Regions from separate parts of the Mus musculus genome. Here all the other regions are linked to region 1. A link is a loop called in an ENCODE intact Hi-C map of the cell type or tissue named here. Cell type or tissue: left cerebral cortex. All regions are shown on one strand. Each heading gives the region's core, and the rest is flanking DNA. Links, peaks and the distances in the headings are about the cores only. Region 1 has its middle 28 kb from the start of Rbm19. Region 2 overlaps Tbx5 (T-box 5). Region 3 overlaps Tbx5 (T-box 5).

Region 1 (10,294 bases), core at 670-8,669:
GTGGTGATGGAGAGACAGCTCACCCAGCACTGCCCACCCAAGGTACCAATAGTTGATGAATCAGGAGGACATTTTGGTCTTCCGTGGAACATTCTGGCCTATCTGTCTTCAACCTTTTCCTTGTCCATTGTTGGATTGAAAAGGAGGGAACCTGGTTGGAGAAGAAAGGAAGAGGACTGAGAGGAACACACAGGGCCGATGGCGCCCATCTCTGAGGCTGAGATGCAGGGTGCCTGCAGAATGAGTGGTCCCAGCTCCTGGGTCTCAGGAGGGTGGAGTTAGAAGGGTGTTTGGAGCTTCAAACTCAGAAAAGCAAAAAGAGGTCTGGTAGAGCATTTACCTAGTGCATGCAAAGCTATGGGTTCAATCCCTGGGACTACCCAAGTGCGTGTAAATATTACATTCAAATGCTGTGTGTCACTTTCCACACAGGACACACATCTCCCAGAAGGCCAGGGAACTGTTCCCCACAGAGACAAAGAACCAACACAGCACACGCTCCAAGATCAATGAGCATGGAGATGTCTATATGAGGTGTCCCCCCAAAGACACCACATGAGGGAGGGGCTAAGTGGGTCACTAATGGATGAGCCGAGCCTGTGTACCAAGCCACCGCTCCTGAGGTCACTAATACATTTTAAATCATACAGACAAAATGTTTGGCTTTCAAAGCTATCTTTAAAGACTGCGGCAGACTTTGGTCCCAGGGCTCAGGAGCCAGAGGTAGTGAATCAAGGCCAAACTGGTCTACAGAGTGGGGTCTAGGCCAGATTTATACACTTACATGTAGTATGTAGGAAGGCATGGGAAAGTGCATGGATAAACACTGGTGATTGTCCCTAAGAAGCACCAGGGGAGGCCTTGACTTTCTTAATTTTGTATGTCTTTTTGGGGGCGCGGGGGGTTCAAGACAGGGTTTCTCTGTATAGCCCTGGCTGTCCTGGAACTCACTTTGTAGACCAGGCTAGCCTCGAACTCAAAAATTTGCCTGCCTCTGCCTCCCGAGTACTGGGATTAAAGTCGTGTGCCACCACACCCAGCGTTTTGTATGTCTTGATCACGTAAATATATAATAGAAATGCTTACATACGATCACATAAATACAAAGTTATCTCTTTTCCCTTCAATCCACCCGTGAGAATGTCTCTGATCTCTCCATTGGGAACCAAGGGTGGCTACACGCCTCCTCAGTCACGTGATCCTTCCGCCATCCTAAAGACAGACGCAGTTGTCACCAGGGACCAAGCAGAGAAACTGAGGCACTGCTGTTGGAGGTCCACCGGACCGGAAGGGGTGGCTGAGTGTGTGCCTGCCTGAGCAGTCCGCGCGGAGGTGAGCTCGAAGCTCATCCCTGTGCCTGGAAGCCCGTGACTCAGATACTGCCGGCATTGTACAGATACTAAAAGTGGAGGCAGTGGAGGTTGAAGACGCTGTGGGAGGCGACCCAGCCTGTCTGGTGGTGTTATTGATAATTCTTAAGGACAGTTGCTGGAGGTTGAAGGGCCAGGGCAAGGACCACCTGGACCCTTGGGCTCCTGGTGCATGCTGGGAAGCCTCACACGTTACCACCCCACCCCACCCCACCCCCCCGCCCAGATGAGGACTTCCTTTTCTGCAGTGTGCATGCAAGCTGGCACTTCCCTCAACTGTTGCTAAATGACTGCAAAACAAAGATGTCCCCACACAAACACTTTCAAGCCTTGCTACTACCTTAGTGTTTCCACCAGAAACACAAAGCCTGGACGGGGCTTGCTGTGTTAATAGGCTGTGCCAAGACACAGGTGAGACAGAGGACGAAGTACCGAAGTACCATAGCAAGGATCAAGTTCAGCGAGGGTGTGCCTTCAGAAAGACCCGTGGAGCTGATGAACCGTCTGGGCTCCTGCAGCCCCCACTCCTCTAGGACAGCACTGAGCCCCAGTTACTCCCCTCCTACTTCTGTGACTGAGGCCAGAGGCACTCCAGGCCTCCCCGGACATGCGCAATACACCAGGGAGCCGGGTTCAGGCCACTGGGAGCCCAGGAGGGTAACAAGGAACTGACCCTCTTCCTGTTTCCTGGATCCCTCTTCTGTACCCAAGGCCTCACTGTGCCGCACCCTGCCCCACACCTCCCATACCCCCCATACCCCATCCTGCCTCAGACGTCCTGATATGCCTTCTGCCTCCCTCTCTGTGAAACGGGCTAAGAAATCAACTAGGAAACGATAGTCTTGTTCCCAAAAGAGCAAAGAACTTTTTCTTGTGGTCCCGGGGCTCACGGGAGCCTTAAGGATAAAACAGAAGAGAAATGGACCTTTCAAGGAACAGCCTTGGGCCTCTTTGGGAAGTTGTGCAGTAAATCTAAAACTCCCAAGTTGAATGGCCTTTAGGCCCGCTTCTGGAGCCCCACCCTAGAACAGTAACAGTCGAGCCTCGGAGAACAAAAATGGGGATGTTGGTGGTAGCACCCTTCTTACGTCAAACTGGACATGAACCCTTGACGGTCGGCAGGGGAATGGCAGGGCAATAGGCACCTGGCCAGAGCAAGGAATAGCATGCAGCTATTAAAAAGGATAAGGTTGGCATGCCAATGTTTTTTTTAACTTAAAGGCATGTCCAAGACATTAATGAAATAGTAATAATTTGGATTGGTTTTTGCAGAAGGAAGCCAAGGCTGCGTGAGTTTGTGTAAACAGGAGAGGGCAGGAAGCTCCCATGCATCTAGGAGTGACTGATATGATGTCACAACTTTCTGAAGTTTCTCAAAGAGATACACCTGCTAGTACTCAAAACCACAAGCTAAGTATTCAGGGGGTGTCAAGAGGGCTAAATAGATAAAGGAGCTTGCCACTAAGCCAGACAGCTTGAGTTCGATCCCCGGGAATCCACGTGGTATCCAACCAACCCCGTTGTCCTTTGACCTTGACTTGGGCACTGTTACAACACACACACACACACACACACACACACACACTCAAAGAGGAGGAAATAAAGCTAATTTTAAAAACTAAACATCAAAATTAAAACCTTGGCCTGGGAAGATGCCTCAATCAGGAAGATGCTTGCCATGCAAGCCTGAAAAGCCAGGTTCAGATCCCTAGCCCCAGAGAAAAGGGTCAGATGTGTCAGTGCTGGGCAGATCTCTGGGGCTCACTGGCCAGCTGCCTAGCTGAGTGAGCAAACCCCAGACTCCAGTGTGGGAATGTGCCTTAAACATTTACACAGAGCCAGGCATGGTGGTGCATCCCTTTAGTCACTCGGAATACAGAGACAGGAAGATACCTGCGACTTTGAAGTTAGACGGGTCTACATAAGACTAAATGGAGAATGGTATATGTATATATAAATACACCCACGCGCGCGCACACGCGCGCGCACACACACACACACACAGAACATATTATCTCTCTCTCTAAATATATATGTGTGTGAGAGAGATATATGTATATGTATATTATATGTATATTATATGTATATTATATGTATATTATATGTATATTATATGTACATACATATATATATATATAGCCCAATTTTTCACTTAAAATTGGGGAAAAGAAGCTGGAGCTCTCTAGTATAATATTAGTCACACACACTTTAGTAAAGTGTTGGGTGGCTATACTTTAGCAAAACCAGATCTAAGACAGCCATGACAGGTAGGACTCAATAGTGAGGTCCTGTCCCAAACAAACAAATCCCACATGTGGTTTCTAAGGAACATAACCCAAGATTGATTTCTGCTTTTCACATGCACATACATACGTGTACCCACTTACACACATCAAATAAAAGTTTTTAAAATAAAGACCTTAAGGAGCTGCCAAAATGGAGCCAGAACAGGGAGGGGTCCCCATTGGCTCCCTGTACCCTTCTCCCCTCTCTTCCACCCCGCCCCCACCCCGTGGGCATCGTTACTTGTCCTTTCTTCCCCGCCCTGCTCCCTGGCCATCTCCAGCCATCTCCCTGGTATATCTCACGCTGACACACACCATGTTGCCAGCCCTCCCGTTCCCAGCAGGCCTGCTGCCCCAGCCCTGACCCCGTCCCTCGGAGAGGTTGAAAGGGCACCCTGAGATAACCCAGCTCCAGCTCTCCCACAGGAAATCGGGGAGGAGGGAACCCCCCACCCCCACCCCCGCTGCCTAGTTAGGGTCTTCAGAGCCTCCCATGATAAGAGCAGTCGTGTGCTGAATGTTCCATAAGTACCAGGCTCAGTGCTAAGCCCTGTCCTGTGTGACCACACCCTGCTTGCTAGGGACGCTCAGAAAGGAGAGAAAGGGCTGAAGGAAGAGACCTCGGAGCCTTGCCTGGCTCATGTGTGAAATGAAATGATCATGGTTCCCTCTACCTGAGGTCAGAGAGAACTGGGGCAGGAGCGGGGGCCCCTGTAGTCTCTTACGTAACCTGTACATGTTCCATATTCTTGTATCCAAGCTGGGAACACGGCCAGTGTTCCTGAAGCACTTGCCCTTGTTGGTAATTCATCTTTAGACTGATAGGAGAGAACCTGGCTGATGAACTTGCAGAGAACCTGGTTTAATCTACTCGGAGAATAGAAAGAAAGCATCTCAAGATGGCCACGTGACGTGGGTGGAGAGACTGGACCTCCCCCAACCCCTGCAGAGTTAGCGGTCCCTTGGGAAGCGCAAAGATGGATTCTTTGCAGAAGGGGCCGGAGCTGGGGTGGGCTGTGAGGAGTTTAGGGAGCATGGACAAGGAACTGGGTCTTGTTGCTACAGTTTGTACCTAGAAGGCCTACTGGGTCGAAAGAAAGTCATCTCTTCTCACCTGCTTGGCCTAATTTCTCTCCTGTTTTTTTTTTTTTTTGTTTTTTTGTTTTTTTTTTTTTTAATAGGAACAATTGCAGAATGTCATATTGATAAAAATATAAATGTGAGTTGTTAAAGGTTTAAAAGGTAAAATTCAATCAACTGACATCATCATCCGGGTCCTTTACAGGGACGATCTCTTAACCCTCCTCTACCGTCCCACGAACGATAGCATCATGAGCCCCACCGTTCAAAAAGGAAGGCTCAGAAGCACCATGCTCAGCCTCTTTCAGCGGCGTTGCCATAGAGGATGAGACAATTCCATCCTAGTTCTCAGATGGGAAAACTGAGGCATAGAGAGACCAAGTCCCATATCAAAGATGTCAGAGAGGGCAAGAAGGAGCGAGAGCTAGGAGCCAAGCCGGCCCGCGCCAAGGTAGCTTGCTTCCGCTTGAAGAGCGCGGGCGCCCCCTTGTGGCAAAACATCACTTGATGGCAGTTTAGACTGAAGACGGAAAAGGGGCGGGTGCGGAAGGAGCGGGGAGGTTGGCAGGGAGGCTCTTCCAAAGTCACTGGTTATGTTGTCACCAGGCCAACCTGGCTCCGAAGGTCCTGAGGGAGAAAAAAAATCTCGTCTCAGCAACCATAAGAGATTTCTGACATGAATGAGTTTCTAGGCAGTTTCCTAGAAAAAAACGGGACACAGGTTCACACTTAAGACCAGGAGAAGAAAGAGGTGGATCTCTTGGGTATTAGTCACTTTCGTATGAATGCTCTTTTGTAAAACCAGATCTAGGATGGCTGAGATGTACTGAAGAACGCAGGCTGGAAAAAAATGAGGAAAAGACCATGATGAGAGTCAAGGAAGCCTGACTGTGGTCTTAACATTTCTCCTCCCAAGTTTGTCAGGAAATTCTGAGCCCTAAGGTCTTGAGGGCCTTTGGGAATGCGGTGGGCCATGAAGGTGCCCCCCACCGCTGAACTAGGTGGCTCTCTCTGAGCAGAGAAGCACCCCCACCCGCACCCCAGCAATCACCATATCTGCCAGTATCTTGATCCTGGATCCTTGATCCAAGGCAGAGCCGAGACCTATACATGTTTATGGAGTCCAAACTCTAAGGAACAAGCTAGAAGTCCCAGCAGCAGACAGTGGGGAAGCTGACCCCACCCGCCAGCTGCAGGGGGATAAAGATTCTGTAGTCTCTCTCCCTCTCTCTCTCTCTCTCTCTCTCTCTCTCTCTCTCTCCCTCTCTCTCTCTCTCTCTCTCTCTCTCTCTCCCTCCCTCCCTCCCTCCCTCCCTCCCTCCCTCTCTCGTCCTAGGTGTGTGCTGGGTTCTCTGCCTGAATCCTCACCAGCATGTTTCATCGTCAGTCGATTTGAGGGCAGTGTAGGATTGCATTCGTTTCTCTGACAGAAACATGTATCTAAGAATTCCTCGTGTTTTGTGCCCTTTGCCTACCCAGGGGCTTCTCCTCTATCCCCACCCACATCCTGCCCCCAGTATCCTCTACTTAGCCCTACCAGCTTCCGCTCCATTGACATGACCACCTCCAAGAAGTCCTCCAGCTCCATTCCTAACACCCTGGAATTGCTCCCATCCCCATCCCTAGTCCTGTCTCTTTTAGGTTCAGACCCCACCCCACCTCCACCCCCGATTCTGCAATATGGCATCTCTCATGCACATGCACTCAGAACGTTGACCATGCCACTGTGTCCCCAAGTAAAGGTGTGTCCAACCCATCTCGGGACTCTCCTCTGCACCCCCGCTGAGTCCTCAGCCCCATCTGTAGAAAGGACTGGGACACAGTTTCTCCCCTCTCTGCTTCAGGCAAAGTACACGCGCTTCTGCACAGCCCTCTGGGAGCTTCAAGGAAGTGGTTTTAATTTTGTTCCTTGACTGGTGCACAAATCTGGTTGCTAGAATCCTGGTTCAGAGTAGGGTGGTGACCATTGAAGTCATGAGTGTTACATCATCAGGAGATGCTACCGTCGTGTCTGATGACTGGAGACGACACTGTCATGGTCAATAGCTGTCCTGTGTTCTGTATAGATCGATGGCTCCAAGCTAAGTTCATGTGGGCACCCGTCCCTGTTGATCTGCAAGGACAGTGCAGATACCTAGGCTAAAGAACCACCCTTACAGACACACCATACACTCTGAGACTACCTCCCAAGTAAGGGCTTCAACCCCAGCCGTGATCCCTAAAACTGCTTCTAGGGAGACCAGCACCAGATGTCTCCAAGCCTCAGGTGTGAGTCGTTATTCTCCAAGACAAACTCACTGTGCAGCTCGAGCTGGCCTGGAATATGCTTTGTAGCCCAGGCTAGACTTGAACTCATGATTCTGCTACCTCGGCCTCCCAAGGGCTGTGGTCACAGGTGCGCATGCACCAGGGGGCCCACTTAGGTGTGACTCTTTGATCCGTGCCTGGGTAGGACTTATGCTGTTGCTACTTGAGGTAACAGGCTGGGCAGGGCTCTGCCTAGGTCACTGATGCCAAGGTCACGGATGGGGGTAGGAAAATGCTTCTAGGTTGTTTGTGAACTCCCCCCCTCCCCCCCAGCTAGAGTAGATGTGGCCTCCTTGGCTTTGAAAATAAGCAAAGAGTTTGCCATTCTATACATTGTAGGCTGCCTGGGTCTCCTGAGGTGGGGAACTGGAGTCTGTGTGCTTCTGGTTTCTCCTCACTGACCCTGGGTCTTGTGTGCTGGATCCACTCCAAAAGGGTATGAATGTAACAGACTTATGAACCCAGGATGGGGGGAGTTAATCTGCAATATTAAAAAAAAACAAACAGCATCATCTCTAAAGTTGAGAACAGAGCTCAGGAGAGCCAGCTCTGGGGTTCAGAGAACTCACTGCTCTCGCAGATGACAGGAATTCAATCCCCGACTCCCACCCTCCTGTGGTTACTGTGCCAGGGGATCTGACGCCCTCTTCTGGCCTCAGAAGGCACCTGCACACACACGTCCAGACACACATACATAATTTTAATTTTTTTTAAAAAATTTTTTTTGTAAAGTTAAGAACAGAACACTACATTGCTGCCGAATATCTTTAAGCCTGGAGCAGGAAAGAAAAGCTAGCCATTACCCAGTTTGTCTGTGTTTGAGTCCTTGGCCTGGGTACACCTCCTCTGACTGTCAGATCATTTTATAGAGTGTTTATTTGGGAAAGGAATAGAATAGGCTTTTTGACAAACCATCATCAAATGCTTCCAAGAAAACTCAAAGCCCTGAGCGGAGAGGATGTGGAGTTTGCCTTTCCCGAGTGGAAGCCAACAGAAGCCCAGGCAGGCTGGTCATCTCTGGATGGGGCTAGCCCAGCCAGGGCAGGAGAGGCCATCTTTCAGAGGCGCCAAGGGACCACCCTGGGCAAGGCTGTCCACCAGGACTCACAAGTGGCTCATTGTCCCCCAGACAGCCAGGCTCTGGGCTGGAGAGGAAAGGTGGAGATTGTGTGCGTTGGCAGAGTCAGTGGGGAGGGTCTGGGGATAATCCTGCTGTAAAGAGATGTTTGAGCTCCGGTCCTGATGAAAAAGAAAGCCAGGGTCAGTTTCGAGGGGGTGAGGCCACTGGTAAATTGGAGATGTGGAGGCTTCAGGGTGGAAGCCTCTGTTTTGAAAGAGATTAGGAGATAGGAAGAGGGGAAATGGGTAAGAATAAAAGCCAAGACCTGTATTTCCATATGGGACCTGAGAGATGCCGGGTGTGGTAACTCACGTGCCTAGAAAGCCTAGCATTCAGCCAGTGTCTACCCTTCTTTAAGGCTCAAAGAAGGTGCCACACAGCCACCACTATTTGATGCCATTAGGAGGAAAATTGTTATCCCTGCTTCAGCCAGTCCTTCATCACGGGACAGGCATGTCACACACTAGCCTTCTACAGCCTCATACACGTGGTTCACAAATGATACCATGGCTAACATCCCTGGATTCTGGTCACACTCACCCCTTCCCTGAGAACTATGTGCTACACACACCCCATGACCTTCCCTGAAGAGCTAGCACTGGCTCAGTCAAGCTACCCAACCTCTCAGAGGGTTCTCAGATCCTGGCTTGACACAGCGTATCCTTGACAGAGGACATGGACATCAGGCACTCTCCAGAGACACTTCTGTTTACACACTAAAGGAGCAGCGCTGACCTCTAGTGAACAGAGATCAAAGATCTGTTGTTCCACAATGCCACGGCAGTACTGAAGGCCAATAGAGCCAGAAACATCCAAGCTCAATGGCATAGCCTTCCCCCAGTCTCTAGGACCACTGATGGAAGGGACTAAAATACTTGTGTGCATCTAATACACACACCACACACACACACACACACACACACACACACACACACATCCTAATACTTAACTCTTCCCCCTTGGACCATAGAAACAGCTAGTGCCAGGGCCACAGGATGACAGTCAGAGCCCAGGATATCAGAGAGGACCATTTGGGGTACCCAGGGATCACTAACCACCTGCCTCATGCAAGGCTGCAGAATCAGGAATCGCCCACCTCAAGGCATCTTGGAGAGTGACTATTGAGGATGAGGGTCAGGTGAGATGCAACAGGCAGTGAGGGAAGAGAGAAAACGACGCTCTCAGGTGAGTCTCAGCAAAGCCCCACTTTAACTCGGTGCTACATAGCACCCTCCAGGATCACTGCAGCTACGGGCTGGCTTCAGCTCTCCAGAGGCCCAGGGGCTGGTCCTTCAGCCTCTCAATCAGTGGTGGCTGAGGCTCACCCAGAGCCCTGCTGGTTTGTGCACTGGCTCTGAAGTCATCAGTGCTGGGGCTGGCAGAGCAGCAGCAACTATGAGCAGACCTCTGAAGTCTTCTGCAGATGCAGCCCTAAGGAGAGGAAGCGCTCAGAGGGGAGGCTGCATACAAGAGTGGAGAAGGGAAAAGAACCCGGGCAGGACCCAGACCTGCCCTGAGAACCTGACAAAAACCTCAAGATGATCAGGTTTAAATGGATTAGCCCCTCCCCCTAGGCTTCTCCTAATCTGCCTGTCCTTCCCAGAAGGCAGAAGTTGAGTCCTCTCCTGTGAGCTAAGAGCTTCGGTGAGACTCTGGTGACTGTTCACATCAGATCCTGGCCAAAAAGGTCATAGACCTGACCTTTTCATCTAGGTTATAGCAAAGCTCCTGATCTGTGTGAGTTTACAGACTGCTCTCTGCTTCTTCGGGATGTTCACTAGCTCCAGGGCATCCTTAAGCCATGGATGGGTTCGAGGTTGTAAAGGCGATTTCCAAATATTCCTGAGGATGACTGAGGCTGAGGACTAGTAGGGAGAATGTTTGCCTAGTATACACGAAGTCCAGGGCCTCACAAACCAGGTGTGCTAGCACACTCTTGTAATCTCAGAGAGAGAAGGATTCAAGGTCACCCCCAGCTCTGTAGTAAGTTTGGGGACAGCAGCATCCCTCCATGGCCTCTGCATCAGCTCCTGCCTCTAGGTTCCTGCCCTGCTTGAGTTCCTGTCCCAAATTCCTTTGGTGATGAACAGCGATGCAGAACTATAAGCCAAATAAACTCTTTCCTCCCCAAC
Region 2 (10,294 bases), core at 1,324-9,323, 220 kb before region 1:
GCCTGGTCTACATAGCAAGTTCCAGGACAGCAAAGGCTACATAGGGAAACCTTGTCTCAAACACACACACACACACACACACACACACACACACACACACACACACACACACTAAATCAAATGAAACCAAGAAAGAACTGAAATACTAGCAGTATATACATACATAGAGGAAAAAAAAATCCAACAATTTTAAGGGATGCATGGAGCTGGGCCCTTCCAAATTTCATTTCTTCTGTTGGAGAGTTCTTGCCTCTGTTGTAAATCAATTTTCAGCCTCTGACCACACATGCCTGGCTTTTCACATGGAAGGCTTAGCGCCCTCGCTTTCTCTGGCTTGTGGCTAGAGGCCAACCGAGTGCCCGGTTACAGAGAGGTGACCTGAGACTTTTTTTTTGTGTGTGGCAGTCCAGACTCCTCCACCCTCCTGTGATTCTGGCTGCCCCAGGGGAAGCACGTTTATCTCAAACAAGAGTGAGGTTGTGAATGGAAAGCTGAGCAATGAGCTATGTTGTAAAACTGAGGTTGTCTGCAGAGACTCCATCTGGGATTTTGGGGAGCAGGTGAGAGGCTTGGATAGCTCCCCTCTTTCTTACCTGCAGTTTCACCCCTCCTGTCTCTCTACCTTTGGGCACTTGCCTTCGAGAGGGGGCACTGTGAGCTGCTCATTCGTTCATCTATGTTTTTACCATCTCTACTTGTGATGGACAAGATGTTCATATATAGTATAACACAAAACTTTGATGCATAGAACGTGAAACAGGCCATTAAGACAATCGACACATAGCCTGGGATAACTACTGTTTTCTTCTCTCTTTTTCTCTTCCCCCCTCACCTTCTGTCTCTTACCTTTCCTCTCATCTCTCTGCCCCTCTCCCCTCCCCTTCCTTCCCCCCTTCCCCTCCCCTGCCAGCTCTTCCCTCCCCTAGGAACACCTAGTTCTTATCCTCTGCGTATCTATATCACCCTGGGCAGCCCCCACCAACTCTATATCATGCTACTCTGTGTCTTTCTAGAGCTCATTTCTCTTGCATGTCCAGAATGCTTATTCATTGATCAATGTCTCCCCACGCCCTTTCCTCCAGCCCATGGCAGCCACCAGTCTGCTCTTCCTATTGGAAGTTGGACCATTTTAGACTACACCTAGGAAGTGAGGTCTTACAGCCTATCTTCCTATGTCTGGCTTCTTCCCCTTAGCATGACACCCTCCAGGTTCTTTTATGGTGTCTCAAATGAAAGGATTTCTTCTTTTTGAAGGGTGAATAGTACTCCATGATACACACACTCCACATTCTCTTTATCCATTCACCCACAGGCTTAGGTCATTTCAATTTCTTGGCTCTGGTGACCAGGACAGCAATGGACATAGGGATCCAGTCACCAATTCCATTCTTTTTGGATACAGACCCAGCAAGGGACTGCTGGACCACACAGTGCTTCTATTTTTAGCTTTCGAAGGAACTCTGCGATGTTTCCCAGGGTGACTGTGCCAAACCATATCCCCACCAGAGGCAGAGAGGGTTCCCCTTTCTCCACCTCCTCGCCAACACCTGTTATCTCATGTCATTTCGATAGTGGCCATCCTAGCAGGTGTGAGGTGACAGCCCCTGGGGGTGCAATTGCCTTGCATTTCCCCAGAAAATGAAGTTGATTCTTTCCTCATGGACCTGTTGACTGTTCGTGTGTCTTCTTTGGAGAAATCTCTGCTTAGATCCTTCATTGAATTTATATTTTTATTTAGCCAATTATTTTGGAGTGCTACTGTTGGTTGATCTCAATGCTCTGATCTCACCAAGTTTGTGCCTTACTACTGTTATATACTGATAATATATGTGTGTGTGTGTGTGTGTATATATATATATATACATACATATATGTGTGTATGTATGTATGTGTATATATGTATATATGTATGTATGTATGTATATATATGTGTGTATATATATATATATAAATATATCTATATCTATACATACATACTCAGGTGTCCATATTTTTATCACCATCACCACCACCACCACCACCATCATCATGGAGCTCCCTATCTACTTTCCAGCAGTATTTATCATACTTATAAGGGAGCTTGTTAGAAAGCAGATTTCTACATGTCCCCAACAGTCTGTCCTTCTAGGATGGGACAAAAGCTTCCTTGGGACAAGTTCTTTCAAATGACCAAGGGAGGGATTCATTGGCCAGCCCTGCTTTATTCTTTGGCCTTAAGAAATGAGCAGACAGGTAGATGTGTAACCCTGATTTCTGAAGACCGAGTCCCTGTGTGGGTTTCCTATAGGAAAGACTCCCCTCTTTCTCTGTTTTGTGCTCAGATCTGGCTAAGTAAGCATCAAAGTCACCCACAAGCCCTGTGCAGCATTTTATCATCAAACACTTAAGATGTGAAGAAAACACAGAATTAGACCAAAATGTCTGCCTGTAAGTCTGCTCGGTCACACGTGTGTTCATCTGTCGGTCTGTCTGTCCATTATTCCAGGCCATGTAGCCATCATCCTTCTTACTGTAACAGATCAAATTTAATCTACATCACAGAAATGAGCCATTTCAATCTAAACTGTTCAGTGTGTGCACCGTCAACCAAGATTCGATTTTTTTTGTTCACATTTCTTCCCTTTAGCTAAGATTTCCAGAGCGAGAGGCACACATCATGAGTTTACCTTTTGCTTCTTGACAAATGTACGCACTTGTGAAACCTAAATCTCTGTCAAAATCCAGAACCTTCCATAAAATCCGCTTATTCCTCTTATTGGCACATATAGGTGTGTGTGTATGTGTGTGTGTCTGTGCGTGTCTGTATATAGGTGTGTGTGTATGTGTGTGTGTCTGTGCGTGTCTGTATATGTATGTGTGTGTATCTGTGTATGTGTGTGTATGTATGCATATGTGTATGTATATGTGTGTTTATGTGTGTACATATATGTGTATGTGTGTGTATGTTTGTATGTGTGTGTATGTATGTATATATGTACATTTGTATGTGTATGTATGTGTATGCATGTGTATGTATATGTGTGTATGTATGTGTTTATCTGTGTGCATATATGTATATTTGTGTGCATGTGTATGTTTTTTATGTGTATGTATGTGTGTGCATGTGTATGCATATGTGTGTATGTGTGTGCATATATGTGTATTTGTGTATGTATGTATGTTTGTGTGTGTCTTGTGTATGTATGTGTATGCACGTGTATGTATATGTGTGTATGTGTTTATGTGTGAGAGTATATGTGTATTTGTATGTATATGTATGTTTGTATGTGTATGTATGTGTGTGCATGTGTATGCATGTATATGTGTGTGCATATGTGTGTTTGTGTGTTTGAGTGTGTGTATGTGTATATGTATATGTGTGTGTATATGTGAATGTGTGTGTGTGTGTGTGTGTGTGTGTAGGCTCAAGGTTAAAGTCAAGTGTCTTTCTCAATCACTCACCACCCATTGGCTCAGCCAGTCTAGGCACCCAGTTTGTTCCTGGGATCCCCTGTGTCTGCCCCTCTCACACTGGGGTCACAGATGGGATGCCACATCCTCTCAGCATTACGTGGATGCTGGGAATCCAAAGTCTGGTCCTTAGGCTTGTTCAGTGAGTGGGTTGCCCACCGAATCATCTCTTCCTGCCGGCAAGCTTGTCAGGTTTGAGAACTGACTAAGTCTGTTCTGTGTAGTGCAGTGTGTCAGATGGAAGGAAAAACTGTTTGGGGGACAGCCAGCCAGAGCTCACTAAGGCTGAGCCACATTCACACCCCACATTGATGCTCTCTCCATGGAGTTGCTTCCATTTGACTCCCAGATGTCCTGCAGGATGGACCTCCTTCCTCCAGTCCTGTAAATGGAAGAAATACAGCAAAGGACCAAGAGACAAGGGAAGCTATCCTGTGAGGGCCCAGGTTCCCCATGATTCGGAGCTGTCTCAGTAGCATTTGCTAAGACCTCTTTTGGACCATTGGATCTCTTTCAGATAGTGGGCATGAGTGCACACCTCTCCCTAGAAAACTGGCAAGCCCAGACTGCTTGCTTGATCTTTGAGATGGGGCTGCAGCTCAGAGCCCTTTTGGAGCCTGCTCGGTGCAAAGCTCTGCTTCCACATGTGCTATCCAGGATGGGGTGATGCACACCCATCCTCCTAACACTCAGAAGGCTGAGACAGGAGGATCAGAAGTTGGAAGCCAACTTGGCTATATAATGAGATGCCCTAACCTATTGCACCCCCCACAAAGTGAGACTTGGGGTGTAGTTCAGTTGGTAGAGTACTTGCATAGGATTCAGAAAGCCCTGGTTTCCATGCCCAGCACTACATTAGCCAGGCCTTCTGAGCATGTCTATCATCCTAGAGCTTAGATGCAGAGGAAGGAGTATCAGAAGATGGAGGTTTCAGGGAGGGGTGGCTTAGCCGCTAAGAGCACCTGCTGCTCAATTGGAGGACCTGGGTTTAGGCCCTAGCACCTACATATCTGCTTACAACTGTCTGTAACTCCAGTTCCAGGGGATCTGGTGCCCTCTTCCGAATTCCTTGCACACCAGGAACACATGTGGTACACACACACACACACACACACACACACACACACACACATACACACACACACACACACACACACACACACACACACACACAGAAGAAGAGCTTCCATACACACAAAATAAATAGATCTAATTGTTAAATATAAATTTAAAATATGGAATGGGGCTGGAGAGACAGCTCAGTGGTTAAGAGCACTTGCTGCTCTCTCAGGAGACCTGGGTTTAATTCCCAGAACCAACATAGTCCAGTCCTTAGGGGATCCAATGCTCTTTTCTGGCCTCCGTAGATCTCTCTCTCTCTCTCTCTCTCTCTCTCTCTCTCTCTCTCTCTCTCACACACACACACACACACACACACAGCGTGTGCGCGTGTGCACGTGTGCGCGATACACAGTCAGTCATGCAAAACACCCATACACATTCAAAACCAAACCAAACCAAAACTAAAACAAATGTTGAGGGTCATCCTTGGCTATCTATTGAGTTTGAGGACAGCCTGGGCTTCCTTCCTCCTCTCTTCTCCTTTACTGAGCTCTGTGTCCCCACATGTGATAAGTCTGCCCATCTACCAACCATCTCAGAACTCCTAGAGGCCACTGCCATTATGATCCCATTTTATAGAAGGAGATAGAAGCAAGCAAGGAGGAAAGAGAAACCAGGAAGCCACCCACCATGTCTGTGGCTGGCTGCTTGATTACAGAGCATCCACTCAACCAGGCTAGCATCAGAACCAGAAACTGGTTGCTGCTACTCTTCCTAGAGTTGTACAGCTCCACGGTCCCAGAGCTGCAAAGCAAGGGCTATTAGCAGAGAGGGAAGTCCTTCAGAGAGTCTTGGCCCCTCCCTTTCAACCACACAGCCCTAGTGGGAAATTTATGTAAACTATTTGTGCCCATTTTCCACAGTGAGATGATTTCCTGCCCTTCTATCATGAGAAATGAAAACCAAATGGATTTGTTAGCTGCACTGAGCTTCGTGTCACCCCGGGTGTGCCCTCCTGGTTCCCGCGGTGCCCACGTATGTCAGATCAAAATAACTTCCCCCGGTGGTTGAACATACCAGGAAAGTTCCCTGGGGGAATGAATTTGCCCGGCACGGCCCGATTTAATTTAGGTCTCAGAGGAAAATGCGGAGCCAATGAAAGAGGGATTTACCGCACAAGAACGGGGCTTTAACAGTTTTCACCCCACTTTGGTTGTTTTAAAAATGCTGCCAGAAATTGGGTAAAGCATCTGCCGGGAGAAAACAAAAGCGTCTCCGCCAACACCAGCTCCCTGCCACCTGCTTTCGTGAAAAGGCCGATTCAGCCCGCTGCAGTGTAGAGGGAAGGTTCATTAGATGGCGGGCGGCGGCTGATGGTGCAGTTTGGCCCTCGGTTTCAATATTCCCTTGTAACGTTTTACAACCCAGACCCGTGGACAATGGCGTCATTCAGTACACTCCCGCGCTCGCTCGCAGGGAACAGAATGTCAGGGAGCCTGAGTCAGGGAGGGGTCTGGTTTGTGGGTTATGGCACCCAGGGAGAGTCGAGGAACTCAAGATCTGGCTTGTGTCTGGTGCCTCGGATCAGCCTGCTTGGTGGGGTGGGGGCTGGAAATGGCGGACCGATGGACGGAGGGATTGAAGGTAAAAGCAGCAGACTGTTGGAGCAGTGCGCCTTGTCCAGTGCCCCCGACCCTGCCCTCTTGTAGCCAATCCACAGTTCTGTCTTTTCAGCCCAGCCCCTTCATTCGTGAGTTTTCTTACCTGTATGGCAATTCTTACATAGTCACGTGAAACAAGGGACGATCTGGGGCTCAAGAGCCGGAAGACATTGAAGGCAGTCAGTACGGTGGCTGGAACACGGATCGTGGAGGTGATGATGGTGGGAATGGGAGTGCAGCTGCTGCTGAAGGTGGTGGTGACAGTGGTGGATGATGAAGGTGGTGGTGCTGATGGTTGATGAGGACCGTTGTGATGCTGATGATGGTGCTGGTGGTGATTATTATAGTGATGGTGGTGGTGGTAATTAGGGTGAAAACCTGTGCGCACCTTTCAACCGTCACTATAGTTCTACAATGCTTTGGTTTCTTTGTGGACATTTTTAAGCTGTAGGTGAAAACAACCCACCTTCCCATCCAAGGCACCATGGTGATGCCACCAGACAGGGCTAACAGTCTCTGACTGATCTATCCTTTGATTGGTCCACGAGGAGCTCCATGGAGACCACCCTGCTGTGGTGCACTTCCCACATCTCTCTCTCTCTCTCTCTCTCTCTCTCTCTCTCTCTCTCTCTCTCATCTCACTGGATGGAGGAGGCAGGATGACTTCCCTCACCCACAGCCTGACACCTGTCAGATGGCCTCAGGACACAGCATCTCAGGCACTAAACGAGATGTTCTTGATACATGCCGGGAATGATGTTTGAAGCTCCTTAGAGAGAAACAAGCTGTGAGGGACATGTGGTTATTGGGGATAATATCACTTTTCCACTTCTGGAAGTGTTTATAAAACAGGGTTTGGCCTTTCTTGGGGTGAGTAATTCTGCAGTTTGGCAAGGTTGGATGGGAGAATTCCACGGAGCACGCTGGTCTGCTCCCTTGTAAATTCCCTCCGCCAATATTTTTGGAGGCTTATTTTCTTTAATTAAAAAAAATAACCATTGCCGTTAAACATATAAAACCCCAAATGATTTCTCCCTTCCTCCTGGAGTGCTGATGGGCCAGCATTTGACCTCAGCAGACTCAGGCTGAGTTGCCGGTGAGATCTGATGGCTTTGGTACCGTTTTATTATTGTGCTTTTTTTCTTTTATTCTTCTTGGTTTTTCCATTACACGGTTTGAACCACAAAGCCAGTGATCTTAAGCTAATGCCATTTCACTTAGCCTCCTGGCTGACTGGTGGCTGTGTGGCTCACATCCCAGCTGGGATCCAAGATGGCATAGACCCCCAGGGGAAGCTTAGCTGAGAGACTCTTGGGTGTCATGAGTGGTGGATATGAGTGTCACGGAAATTTGGCAGCTCCTGAGTTCCTTGCCTGGCTACAGTGATATGTTTCCTCATAACAGAAGCAGAGGCAGAGAGTAGAGGAGGGTATATCCCTGGTGTATAAAAAGGGGTTTTCATTCCAGGCCTCTGCTTTAGACATTGGAAGGAGTGCTTACATAATAGGTGAGCTTGAATTCTTTCTGGCTGCATCTTGACCAGTTCTGGATCTTTGGGCAAGTTGACTAATCTCTGGGATTCAGTTTCCTAATCTGTACAATGGGCACAATAACTATAACCTCATCATAGCATCATGGGAAGGGTGCCATGGGCTCTTGCTGGTGGCTGTGCATATGGGACTTGTGTCCCCATATGCTTTGTATTTTATTCTATTTGTTGGCATTCAGGTATTAAAACTCAGGGCCTTGTATGTCCCATGGGAATACTCTACTACTAAGATACACCCCTAGCCTGTTATTAACTAGCTAACAAATTGGGGCACCGGGAGTTGAACCCAGATCCTTAAGCTTGCCAGGCAAGTACTCTGCTACTGAGCCACATCCATATCTACCTATCTATCTATCTATCTATCTATCTATCTATCTATCTATCTATCTATCCCCTCCCCTTCTCCTCCCTGCCCCTCTGTGCTGGAAACTGAACCGAGAGCCTCATGCACGCTAGGTGAGTGCTCTACCTCTGAGCTACACCTCCACTCCCAGTTGCACACTTCAATTTCCACAGGTAAACATCTATTTTAGTTGCACAAGAGGAGCTGAGTGAATACCTCAAGCACCTCGTCTAACGCATGTGATCGCTCAGAGTGAGACTAAAACTATTTGGATCAAAAAATCACCGTAAAAATGCCCCAAAAGATACTTGATTCCAGGTCATGAGTAAACAAATAAATAATATATGAACAAACTCTGACGCTTGGAGTTTCCTGATCCCAATGTGCCTTGGGTCAGAATATGTCCCTAGCCTGTCTAGTACCAGGGTTCTCTGGCTGAGCATTGAAACCTATACATTTCTCAGAATACTGTGATTAAATTCATGAAGCACATACTCTAGACAGGAGACTAATAGTGTTGAAATGGTTATCAAATTATTGTCATTGTTATTATTATTTTGGGCTCCTGATCCTCCTGCCTCTGCCTCCCAAGTGTTGGGATTAGACGTGTGATCCACCACACCAGGCTTATCTGGTGCTGGGGATCAAATGCTGGCCATCATGCATACTAGAACACTCTACTGAACGGTTACATTCTCAGCTACATCATCAGAGAACCAGATTCTGAGAATCTGGTAGGATGGAGGCTCAGTGGGCTATGTGAGCAATGCATTTGGATCCGTGGCTTCCATCTTCTTTACCCTCCCTTCCCCCTCCCCCTTTCCTGTCTCTCTTCTTCCTACTTAACACAATCGCAGCAGCGACGATGACAGGCTCCTGCCAATCTCCTCACTCACTCACTCGCTCAACATTATAGTCTCTTGAAAATTATCTAATTTTTAAATTTCATTTTTAATTATGTGTATGTGTGTAGGGAGGGGATTGTGTGCACATGAATACAGATACTTACAAACTCCACAAGACGGTGTCGGCTGCCCGGGAGCTCGAGTTATCATTGGTTGTGATGTGGGTGCTGGGAACCAAACTTAACTCCTGAGCCATCTCTCCAACCCCTGAGGATTCCTTCCTTTTATTGTTGTTCTTATGATGAGGATGAGGAGGAGGAGGAGGCGGAGGAGGAGGATTCGTGTATGTGTGACTGTAAATGTGATATGTATGTGGGGTATGCTAGTACCATGGTGTGCATGTGTGTAGGTCAGGGCAGCACAACTTTGTGGAGTTGGTTCTCTCCTTTCACCTTTATGTGGGTTCCAGGGATTGAACTCAGGTCTCCAAGTTTGTGCAGCAAGCCCCTTTACCCACTAAGCCATCTTGCCTGCTCATGAACTAGAGATGTTTATTTCCCTCAACTCACGGAAGGGAGAAACCAAGCCATAGACTAGTTAGATATTTAGATATCTCAACGTGACAAAGACATCACTTAAAAGGAAGTAGAGGTTACAATCAGGGATGTGTCTGGATTAGAATGACCTAAGGCTGCACCTGACCAGAGCAGTCTTTTACTTGGGCAAAGATACGGCCTTAAAAAAAAAGTGGTCAGAGGTCAGAGGTTAAGTCTAAGTATCTAGGCAGTGCATCCGGCTTTGAACTTAGTTCAAAGATATTGCAGATGAGGGGAAATAATTTCACGTGTGGCAGTGGTGGACAGGGATTCTGAAGTGCTTTGCTTTCCTGACTGTAAGAAGTCTGTTTTCAGACCTACTCGCCTCATGTACAAGACGTGAGAAGTGTGTGTTGGACATACATTCATGGCATGGGATGTCAGGGGTCACTGGCCTCTGGATTATCAAAGACTCTCTAGTTTCTTATTTTGTTGACTTTTCTGTTGGACTCATTGACACGAGGCTCAGCAAGGAGGTGAAGTTCCATCAAAGCACCGGGGAACTTATTTTTCTCTTTGTCTTCTTCCTTTCAGTAAAGAGTATCCTGTGGTTCCCAGGAGCACAGTGAGGCACAAAGTCACCTCCAACCACAGCCCCTTCAGCAGCGAGACCCGAGCTCTCTCCACCTCATCCAATTTAGGGTCCCAGTACCAGTGTGAGAATGGTGTCTCTGGCCCCTCCCAGGACCTTCTGCCCCCACCTAACCCATACCCACTGGCCCAGGAGCACAGCCAAATTTACCACTGTACCAAGAGGAAAGGTGAGTGTGGCAGGCCTGCTGGGGCTC
Region 3 (10,294 bases), core at 1,429-9,428, 240 kb before region 1:
CTAGGTCTGGGGTTGGAGGGTGACAGAAGAGTTCAAATTCTGTGTCTTCGGTGTGCATTTGTGTGTGCCGGCCTGGGGAACGACCTCATTTCCCCAGCGGCCTGAGCTACATGTGTCCCCACAATATAAGAGGCCACCAGTCTGCCCAGTGCAGGGGTGCGGAAGAGACAGAGGCCAGGGCAGTAGGCCCAAGCTGCCGGGTGCGTAAAGGGTGGAGTTGATTTTTCCAGATTCCGCGGGTTCTCCAGCCCAAGCCGCCCTCAATAAACTGACAACGGTGACGTTTATTATTTCTTGAAATTAAACAATGTCGGCTCCCCCGCTCAGCCTGAGGCCCTTAGTGAACCAGAAGGCGGTGGGTCTGTTTATATCAGACATCTGAGGTTCCCTTTCCCATCCTGCCCAGGAGGGAAAGTCCCAGCCGGCTGCCTTGTCGTCCTCGCTGGAGCCGAGAGGATTTAACTATAAAAGGCCTGCACTGTCTCTGGTGCCTCTTGCTGGGGCAGATAAACACGAGGAGGTCCGGGCTCCGGCCAGCGATGGAGAGGCCTTCTCTCACCTCTTCCCACGCTGCACCAACCTAAGTCCAATGACTTATCCTGGTGCGCAAATCCAGCCGGATCCCTTGCTTCCTGCAGCGCAGTCCTCACCAGACGTTAAGGAAAAAATATTCTAGTGGGGCCGAGGTATGGGGGAGCCGAGTTCTGTACTAGTTGTGTGCCTTCAGCTTTCTAGTTCCGGCTTCGGCTCGCTCTAAAAACCGATCTGTGGAAGGGGTTGGAATTTCTTTCCTGAGTGCCTTGGAGTTTAAGCTCCCCAGGGAAACCTGCCAAGCGCGTGGAGAAGTTGCAGACCATTTATGAGTGACCGCACGTTGGCCATACGGGGCTGGTCACTAACCCAGAGAACTTGGGAACCGCGTTCTGGTAGCCACGGTTAACTTGCGCCTCTGAGGGCAGAGGACTAAAGTTAGTATTCAAGGTGATGTGTCCCTAGGGTGCCACCTTGGATGGCAAACCTCGAGCTTGAGTGAACAAGTGGCTAGCTTCGTATTGAATGAACCTCCCCCTCCCCCTGATACTAGATTATCCAGCTGAAATGGAGTCTCTCTAAACTTGAAAATCTAGAGGCAACAATCCCTGGGCTACACTTTCTTCTGAGGTTCCTGCAGTTGCTGTGGCTGCCTCCCTTCTCTCTGCGCCTTCTTCTCCTCCCGGTAACTTCAGGGGAAACCCGGCCTGGATCTCACGGAGGATGGAGTGGGGCCAGTGGTTTTCAGTGGAAAATGGCTGAAGATCAGGGACCCTCTCTTCTGAGTATCTGCACGAATCTCGCCCCTTCTTTCTCTCTGCCTGTTCCTCCATTCATCTCCCTCTTTCTTTTTCCTCAGGAGAATGTTTCCTAGTTACAAAGTGAAGGTGACTGGCCTTAATCCCAAAACGAAGTATATTCTTCTCATGGATATTGTTCCCGCAGACGACCACAGATATAAATTTGCTGATAACAAATGGTAGGTTCCAGGGTTCCAAAGGGCAGGGAGGGCTGGGAGGAAACTGTGTTGCCTAGCTCACACACAGCAACCGGAACAGAAAATCTACAATAATAATAATAATAATAATAATAATAATAATAATAATAATAATAATTTCCAACTAAATCTCAAGGCTTTTGTGCCTATCTTGTTGTATAATAAAAGGACCACAGCCATTAGCTCCCATTTCATAGACCTAAAAACTGAGGCTGTGGGAAGTAAGAGGACCCCGTGTACTTCAATACTCACATGGGCTGTACTTTTTTTTTTAATTCTTTTTTTTTAAAGGGTATTTTTTTTTAAACCAAGTACTGGATATATTTCTGGGGGGCATAGAATCATTTACAGTTATTTTTTTATGAGTTACCTGCTTTGAACATGACTTTTTATATGAAACTGCAAAACTGGCCAGTGGCTTTACTGGTAAAAAAAAAAAAAAAAAAAAACGGCAGAGGAGACTCATGCCTGGGCTCCATTGCTCCTCAGGCAGTGGGCAGTGCACAGCTCAGAGGCTGCTGGCTCCTTTTAAAAAGCATTTGCGTTTTGCAAATTTGAGAGTTTTGCACGTGCATATTTTCAGATACCACCGATAATTTGCGGGCAGCCGAGACTTTGAGGCCCCACACTCTCTGGCACTAGGCTGGGGGGTGGGGGAGCAGGCAGGCATGAAAGGCGGGAAGAAGAAAGGGCCAGGCCAGGGGTTTTCTTGGACATAGTGTGGGCTGTAAATGTCTGAAGGAGACGGAATGTACCCAGAACTTTGCCTTCGGAAGCAGCTCTCTTCTGACCAGCTACCTCCAGGCAGGCCGTGGAAAACCCCCGCAACTCTTTTCTCCTTCATGTAGGTCCGTAACTGGCAAAGCAGAGCCTGCCATGCCGGGGCGCCTTTACGTGCACCCGGACTCCCCAGCAACCGGAGCCCACTGGATGCGACAACTTGTCTCCTTCCAGAAGCTCAAACTCACCAACAACCACCTGGACCCGTTTGGACACGTAAGTACCCTGTCTCCCATTAATGTGTGACACACGCTCCCCCTTACTTCTCCCCAGGTCTCTATCTTCGGCCCCCTTTTCTGCGGCTCCACAGCCCTGGAGCTCTCTCCGGCAGCCAATTACTTAGCCCCAAGCTGTTCCCCAGCTAATTGGGACCCACCCTCAAGGCTGAAGTTGTCAGCTCTTTCATCACTCTAAACGGGACTTTATCCCATCTCATCTTTTTGCCTCCGCTCCTCTCTCTGTCGCTCCGCACCTGACCTTCTTGTCCCCGCTCCTAAACATTTCTTTGCTCTCTACAGTTCTCAGACTGAGAGGACACTCTCTCCGCTGCCTGTCCTGTGTTCTATCCCAGCTTCTCCATCTGTTAAAGCTTCTCTTTGTCACTGATCTTTCCTGGTCTCATGCCTCCTCTTTTACCGGTGGCAAGTGACTTCTGGCTCCGTTGCCCCCTTGAAGCTCAGTGCTTTTAGACTTTACCCAACTCTGCAGTCTCTTTTCTCCTTTCCGTGCACAGAGAGGACAAACCTAGACCAGGATCCTGAAAGCTAGCATCACTTTGGATCTATGAGAGGGGTCCAGGGAGTCCCCCAAACTGTGTGAGGGTACAGTGAGTGTGTGCATCCCCTCTCCCAGGTGATGTGTGTAGCCATTTCAATCTGGCCTCATTCTCCTTTCCCCCAAAGAACAAGAAAACACAGGCTTTTTGGAGAAATAGCCCCAAATCTCCTGGTTACTTTGGGCTTTTGAATTCTCCATTCAAAACCCTTTGTTAGATGACCATGCTCATCCTTGGACATCTGATACTCAAGGATGCTCTTGCAAAGGGGAGTCGGGGGATGGGAGAGAGGTTAGAAGATATGCCCAAGTTCATACCTTTTGCTTGGGGATAGGGATCTTACCAGCAGGGCTCATAGTCTCCAATTTAGGGAGATGAGGGTCTAGGTAGGTTGGACTTGGGAATAAGTTCAAATGAGAACTCTGCTCTTTCTAGGTGATAGTGACAGAGGCCAGGCCAACTGGGACCTAGGGAGGGAAGAGGGTCTCAGAATGGTCCACTGAGGGGTTCTACATGTGGGAAGGGGAGAAGGCTGGATTGTTGGTAGAAAGTTTTATCTATCCTGATTACTTCTTATGGATCATTGAATTCAGTGGTCCCAGTGCGGAAATGTCCTGGGGTTCTTCTGCTCCAGGGTTAGAAGGCTTGGGGCATTCCTCTGGTTACTGATCAGAAAGTAGGTTCAAGGTCCTGGGGGTGGGGGACTCCCTGCCTGCTTCCTTCCTTGGGCTCCCTCCTCAGGGATCCTTAGTAGGGGTCTCCATGGAATCTCCAGCTGGCAACTGAGTTTGTCTCACAGTCTCCTTTCAGCTTCAAGTTGCACCTCTATGTTTTGGACAGTACTTTTTGGGGTCATTCTGGGGTAGACTTCCAGGAAAGGTCCTTGGCCCTATCAACAGATACGAGCCACTTAGCTGTCCCCCCCCCTCCCCGAGTTTCCTCTCAGCAACTCATGGACAAAGAGTGAGGTACTCTACACCGACTTTGAATCTAGAGTCACCCTGATGGAATTAGGGGCCATTAGATCACCCTCATTCTGAAGTCTCCACACTGTCCCCAGCTGTCAAAGCAATTTGGTTAAGCCGAGAGGACGAGAGGACGGCTGTGCTGGCCCAGGGGCTGTGGCAGTCAAGCTGGGGGCCCCAGTGCGTCTCTCTGTCGCCATACCACTGGTCAGCCAGCGTCATTATAAGCCCGGGAGGTGGAGAGGGTGTGTGTGTGTGTGTGTGTGTGTGTGTGTGTGTGTGTGTGTATGATTAGAGCTGGACATCCCCAAGCAGGAACTAAGAGGTCATATCTTACATCTTGGAGGCTTTGCTTCAGGATTGATTGAGCCAGGAATTCTGAAAACCAGGGTCAGCAATGCAAACAATCGCGGAAGCTGAATCCTGCTGCAGTTAGGGCTCCGGATCCTGTAGGAAGAGCAGGACTGGGGAATGGGTAAAGAGTTTGCATTAAAGAGTTTTGGGTGACTTTTAACAGCCAGCCCAACATCAAAATATGGGCATCATCTGGACAACAAACCCAGTTTTATTGCTGTGAATGCATATGCAGGAGTCCCGCCTCTTTGCTTGCTCCCCTCCTCCCTCTCCTCAGTCCAATAACAATAATAATAATAATAATAATAATAATAATAATAATAATAATAATAATGTTGTAGCAACAACCAACAGCAACTGGAGTAAGCCCTACTCAGAGTAGCTCAAATAGGGAGAAGAACAAAACCACTTTTCCAGTAGATATAGAGATCCGTCCCTAAGTCCCAAATATTGATACTCAAAGAAAGAAAACCTGTAGGTCAGCCTGTCCCTGCCACAGAGGGGCTCTCCCCTCACTCCACGGACTTAGGAAGACAGACCAGACTCTCCTATACCACTTTAACCCCCTTCCCCCCCCCCCTTACGACTCCATTTTCGTGTTTCAAAACAAAGGACGCAGGTTTGAGTTCTATTAAGAGCCACCAATCCTCAAAAAACTAAAACTGCTATGCTCAGTTGGCAGGGTCAGCTCTTGGCCTTCCTCAGAAGGTGTTTGAGGAAGGGATGTGCTGTGACTATTTGTACATATGCACATAGGTTCTTCCTGTCCCTCACTGCCACACACTGCTGGTCAGTTCTCCCAGCCCCCCGCTGGTTCCTGCCTCTAGACTTGCCAGGCTCCCGTTGGGGGCGGGAAGTGCCCTTATACACAGAGTTAATTTATTAAGCAAACTTTATTAAGAATTCTGATTTACTGCCCTGTGTGCTTTGGGTAGGTTCCTGGAATATTACCTTGACTTTCTAATGTGGAAATTGTCATTTTTGAAATGTTTCTTTTAGATGAAATCACTGGCCCTTTTTCAAAACAGAAGAGGGAAAAAAAGACTATTTTTTTTCTTTCCGAGAGCCCATATAATAAAGCTAATTGGCAGTGTAGATGGGGGAGGAGCAAGGATCTAGCTGGAAACAAAGGGAGTTTTGATTATTTTTTTTCTTCTGACAATCTCATTTTCTCTGTTATTTTTAGATTATCCTGAACTCCATGCACAAATACCAGCCCCGATTACACATCGTGAAAGCAGACGAAAATAATGGGTTCGGTTCAAAGAACACTGCGTTTTGCACCCACGTCTTCCCGGAGACAGCTTTTATCGCTGTGACTTCGTACCAGAATCACAAGGTAAGCCTGAGAGAGTCTCCACCCGCCTGCACCGCCGCGGGGCCGCCTGCTGCTTTATGTGGACGCATGCGCTGTGTCCTCACCGGAACGCAGCCCTTTAAGACGGAGGGGTGGGTCCACAGTCCTACAGCCTCTGCTGCTATTGTCCTCCAGGGGGCTGGGCAGGGGCCAAGTTGGAGCTGTTTGCGTTGTATTCATGGTGAGAAAGAATCTCTCTCACCTATGCTTTCTAGTTAGAACCAAACTAGTTATCACGCACAATTGGAGTCTACAGAAAGGGGGAGAGGAAAGGTGACATTGTGCTGCTATGGGTGGCTAGTGCCACCTTTGGCGAGGATTGGCTTTTCTGTTGAGAACAGGATCAGTTGTGGTTTTTAGAGGCACCTCAAGTGGCAATGGGGAAGGTGGCACAGTTCAGGCTAATTGGGGGCGGGAGAGCCCCCCCACCCACCCACGTAAGCTCAGTGGAGCTTGTCCCACCCACCCCGCCCCCCTCCATCTGGGTGAAGTTAGCTGTAAAGGTTCTAAGGCTGACAGGGAAGGCAAGAGAAGGGTCACAGGCAGGTTTCCTTCTGGGTCATCCAGTGCAGGTTATCCTGGTTCTGGCTGGGTGGTAGACGACGATCCCTCCACCCATCCTCTGTTAGAGCACACTGTGGGCAGTCTCTGAATTCGGATGGAAGGTGGCTGAAGTGTGATGGACGATCTCTTCCAGATCTACGGAGAGCTTCCTTCTTTGCCTCAGAAGAAATCCCTGCCCTCTCCCTAACACGATGCCCCCCCCCCCACTTTTTTTTAAAGGGAAGGAATAGAGCTGACCCCAGCAAGGGCAAAATGGCGAGGTCAGTTGCTGTGATTTAGTGAAACTGTATGTCATGCACCAAGAAATCGGGCTTCCTTACAGGCTCTGCAAGCCCTGGTTTAGCTGTGGCCTTAAAGGCTTCCAGAGCTGACACAAGAGCCATGAATACCTCCCCCCCTCCCCCCCAGGCAAGCCCAGGTTCATAGAGGATGTGTGGTGATGGTGGTGTCATATAAAATGACCTTTAAAAATGTGGGTCTGTGGATCCTTGGCATGTTCTGAGTTCTATGTCATGGTAATGTATGACACATACATAGTGGACATTCACTGTTCCTGTCCCTCCTGTCAATTTGTTTTTAGATTTATACAGTATGTTCTTTGCCACTTATTTGTTTTTTGAGCATGTTTGGGTTTGAACTCGAAGCTTCAAATATTGCTAAGAATACATCCTGCCACTGAGCTGCATTTCTGGCCCCTTAAAGACTGACTGCTATATCATATCTCTGTGTGTATGTGGGCTGTGTGTGTGTGTGTGTGTGTGTGTGTGTGGCATACGTTGTGCTAGAGTATGCTTATTGAGTTTAGATGACAACTCGTGGAAGTTGGTTCTTCCTTTCTACCTTTTTGTGAATTCTGGGAATTGAACTCGGGTCCTCAGGCTTGGTGGCAAGCACCCTTATCTGCTGAGCCATTTTGCTGAGCCTTGTATGAGTTTTGAGCACAGTCTAAAGATCTCACAGGTCTGTCAGTGTGGGTCTCCAGTCACACAATTGGGTGTGTGTTCAATGACTGCATTGAAGCTCCACAGGAATTGCTTTCTGTGTTAGTGGGGCCTGGGTCTCTAGTTGAAGTGTATATGAAGGCCTCTTTAGCCAAGTGGGCAGGCAGTTTCTGTACATGCACATCAGGAAACAAGTTTCTGCCACTTCATCTTCCACAGGATCTTCCTTATTTCTTACCTGTCGAGCCCCGAAGTCATTAATTTCCTGTTGGAAGAGCCCAAAGAGATACATTTCCCAGTCACGCTCAAGACCCTTGAAAACATTCTTCAAGTGGATGTAGGACCTGTGACCTAATTATGTGGGCCCATGGGTTCTTATGATCTGTGGACAGTATCTCTGCCTTCATTGTCCCAGCTGGAGTGGGTGGTGAGTCAGCTGAGGATGTAGGTGATCCCGCTGAGATGCTAACACCATGTGGATTAAGGGCTGTACCCCATCTGGGGATGAGTGCTCCGATTCAAAGGCAGGATCTAACTCAGTTTCCCATCTGTAAAATGGGAATTATACATCATCATCACCATTATCATCATCATCATCACCATCACCATCATCATAATGATAATAGTAGCATCCACTTCACAAATAAGAATTACCCCCAGATAATCCCTGAAGCCGTCATAGATCGATAGGGCAATGACCTGGATCTAGCCACTGGTCAGTTTGCTCACACAGGTCAGCTCTGTTCAGAACTGTGATGTTCTGGGGAAACTCCTAGCTTGTTCAGCACCACTCCTTGAGTCTACTGAAATCCGCACGACCAACATTCTAAAAATAGGTCTTATTATTGCGGTTGAAAAAATTACAACAAATACTGGTCTTTGTGGTTCCCTTGGTTCCTTGTCAACCAAGAATGAACTTGTTTTGTCTTGGATGAATGAGTTTGGGGGAAATATTCTGTGTAAGTGCACAGCCAGTAATACCTGGGGGATGCAAGGCCCTGGTTGGGAAGGGGTTCACAGAGCTCAGTGCACCCAGGATGTTTTCCAAATGCTAGGCAGGTGCCAGGTAGGGTGGGTCCGGTGGCAACGGTCCTTTCTTAGACGAAAAATCATGTACCTTCCAACACAGGACCCTTAATGGCGAGCTGTATTTCCTCAGCCCAGCTGTGACCCTAAGCTGGATTTGGGAGTTATTTCCCCAGATGTTTGACAGCCTAGGGGGAAAAAGATATTTTAAAAACTGGAATCTTCCCCCAGCTCCGACGTTCACTCGGGAAACACGTCTTTGTTTGGGTTTTTACAGCAGTTGTCAGCAGCTCCAAGCACAACGCCTAGAAATATGTAGGTGTTAAACGCAAGTCACTCGGGGCATTTCATTTCCCGGTTCTTACTACAATGGCTGTGTATGCAAGCATGCGTGTCCCTCAACGATAGCTGCCTTTTCCATCGCGAGGAGCTTTGCCCCAGCTTAAGTCCCTGTATATGGAGTTCATATTTATGAGGTACAAGCTTTCTGGTTGGGACCAGGAAATGAAGCCCCTAATACAGAGACATAATTAAGATTTTTGGCCCTCATGAGTTGTGTTTTTTTTCCCCCTCCGAAAGCAAGAATTTGCAACAATTATTTTCATTAAGTTTTACAACTGCTGTCTCACCAGTTGGAGCTGGCATTTATGTTTGCTTACCCCACTCCTCTACTCTCTCCCTTCCCCGGATATCCGGTTTTATGCTGATTTTGGAAGGGAGTGCATTTGTATGGTAAATATAAGGAGGTTTCCTTGGAGATTTTAGGTTGCTATAGGCTTCCAGGTGTGCATATTTGGGGGGCTTATAAGCTGACACGCAGCCTACAGGGGAGGGAGGTTGTTACAGAGTGGCTTATAGTGTAAGGGATTGTGTGCAAAATAAAATGTGTTTCAGCAACAGATGAGCCTGTCTAGAAGGATTTCTGAAGGATGATTCTGGTGTGTGTGTGTGTGTGCATGCCTGTGGTGTGTGTATGTATGTGTATTTATGTGTGGTATGTATGTGTGTGGCATGTGTATGTGTGCATATCTATGTGTGAGTATGTGTGCACATGTGTGTGTGTTTGTGATATGTGTGTATATACATGTATATGCCTGCATGGGGTGTATATGTGTGTGATGTATGTATGTGTACATATGTATGTGTGTACATACATGTATGTATGTCTTTATGGTATGTGTACACATGTATATGCCTGTGTGTGCCTGTGTGGGGTGTGTATATGTGTGTGTACATGTGCATGTGTGGGATGTGTGTATGTGTACATGTGTGCACATGTGTGTGTGTGTTTGTGGTATATGTGTATACATATGTATATGCCTGTGTGTGCCTGTGTGGAGTGTGTATGTGTGTGTATGTGTGGGGTGTATGTGAGCATGCACATATGTGTGTGTTTGTGGTATGTGTGTATACACACGTACATGCCTCTCTCTCTCTCTCTTTCTCTGTGTACATTCATACCATACCCACAAGTAGAAGTCAGATGACAACTTGAGGGAGCCAGTTCTCACCTTCCCTCCTATTGGTCTTGGAGATGGAGCACAGGAGTCCAGGCTTCATGGCAATCACCAGCTGTACCATCTCACTGGCTCTGCCTCACTTTTGAGACAGTGTCTCTCACTGAACCCAGAGCTCTCCAATTGGCTAGAGTGGCTAGCCAGTGAGTTCCTGGGAATCCTCCTGTCTCTGAACTTCCAGAACCAGCGTTCAGTGGGATCTGAACTCAGGTCTTCATGCCTGTGTTAGGGGCACTTTACCCCCTGACCCATCACCCCCACCCTCCCCAGCAACGCTTTATGCTTATATCCTGGAGGGGGTCTATGAGGTCCCTGAAAGAAGTAAGGTGGGTGTGGCATAGAGCCCAGCAGTGGAGCAGTGTGTGCAAAGTCCTGGATTCTCTTTCCAGCACTGCCTAAAAGGAGACATATTTAAAAATCAATGTTTAAGTGTATCTATAACTAATTATTTTTTATTCTATGCAATGAGGTTTTGCTTTGTTTCATT

What was found. Hi-C counts contacts between places; a loop is a spot of excess contacts. Peaks named below come from ENCODE experiments on the same cell type or tissue, not always from the same donor. Only the 100,000 strongest peaks of a DNase experiment are listed, where the experiment ranks them.
Region 2: it touches region 1 in a loop (3-fold over the local background); 4 of 42 quality-filtered maps call a loop at or near these places.
Region 3: a loop joins it to region 1, with 4 times the contacts of the local background. A loop is called at or near these places in 3 of 42 quality-filtered maps.

What each region holds. Positions count from the first base shown.
Region 1 is chr5:120,083,523-120,093,816 of GRCm38, forward strand. No RefSeq gene overlaps it. Among named protein-coding and RNA genes, the nearest start is that of Rbm19, 28 kb to the right of the region's middle. In left cerebral cortex, for the core only: CTCF peaks have their summits at 5,226 (motif pointing left) and 7,698 (motif pointing left); DNase peaks (open chromatin) are centred at 1,399 and 5,211.
Region 2 is chr5:119,861,143-119,871,436 of GRCm38, forward strand. It overlaps Tbx5 (T-box 5), which reads left to right. Exons shown (of 9, transcript NM_011537.3): 8 at 10,041-10,267. Among named protein-coding and RNA genes, the nearest start is that of Tbx5, 32 kb to the left of the region's middle. In left cerebral cortex, for the core only: no CTCF peak of the experiment used is centred there; DNase peaks (open chromatin) are centred at 5,306 and 5,887; H3K4me3 peaks cover 424 bases.
Region 3 is chr5:119,839,377-119,849,670 of GRCm38, forward strand. Tbx5 (T-box 5) reads left to right here. Exons shown (of 9, transcript NM_011537.3): 4 at 1,391-1,510; 5 at 2,377-2,524; 6 at 5,589-5,741. Among named protein-coding and RNA genes, the nearest start is that of Tbx5, 9.9 kb to the left of the region's middle. In left cerebral cortex, for the core only: no CTCF peak of the experiment used is centred there; DNase peaks (open chromatin) are centred at 2,392 and 5,765.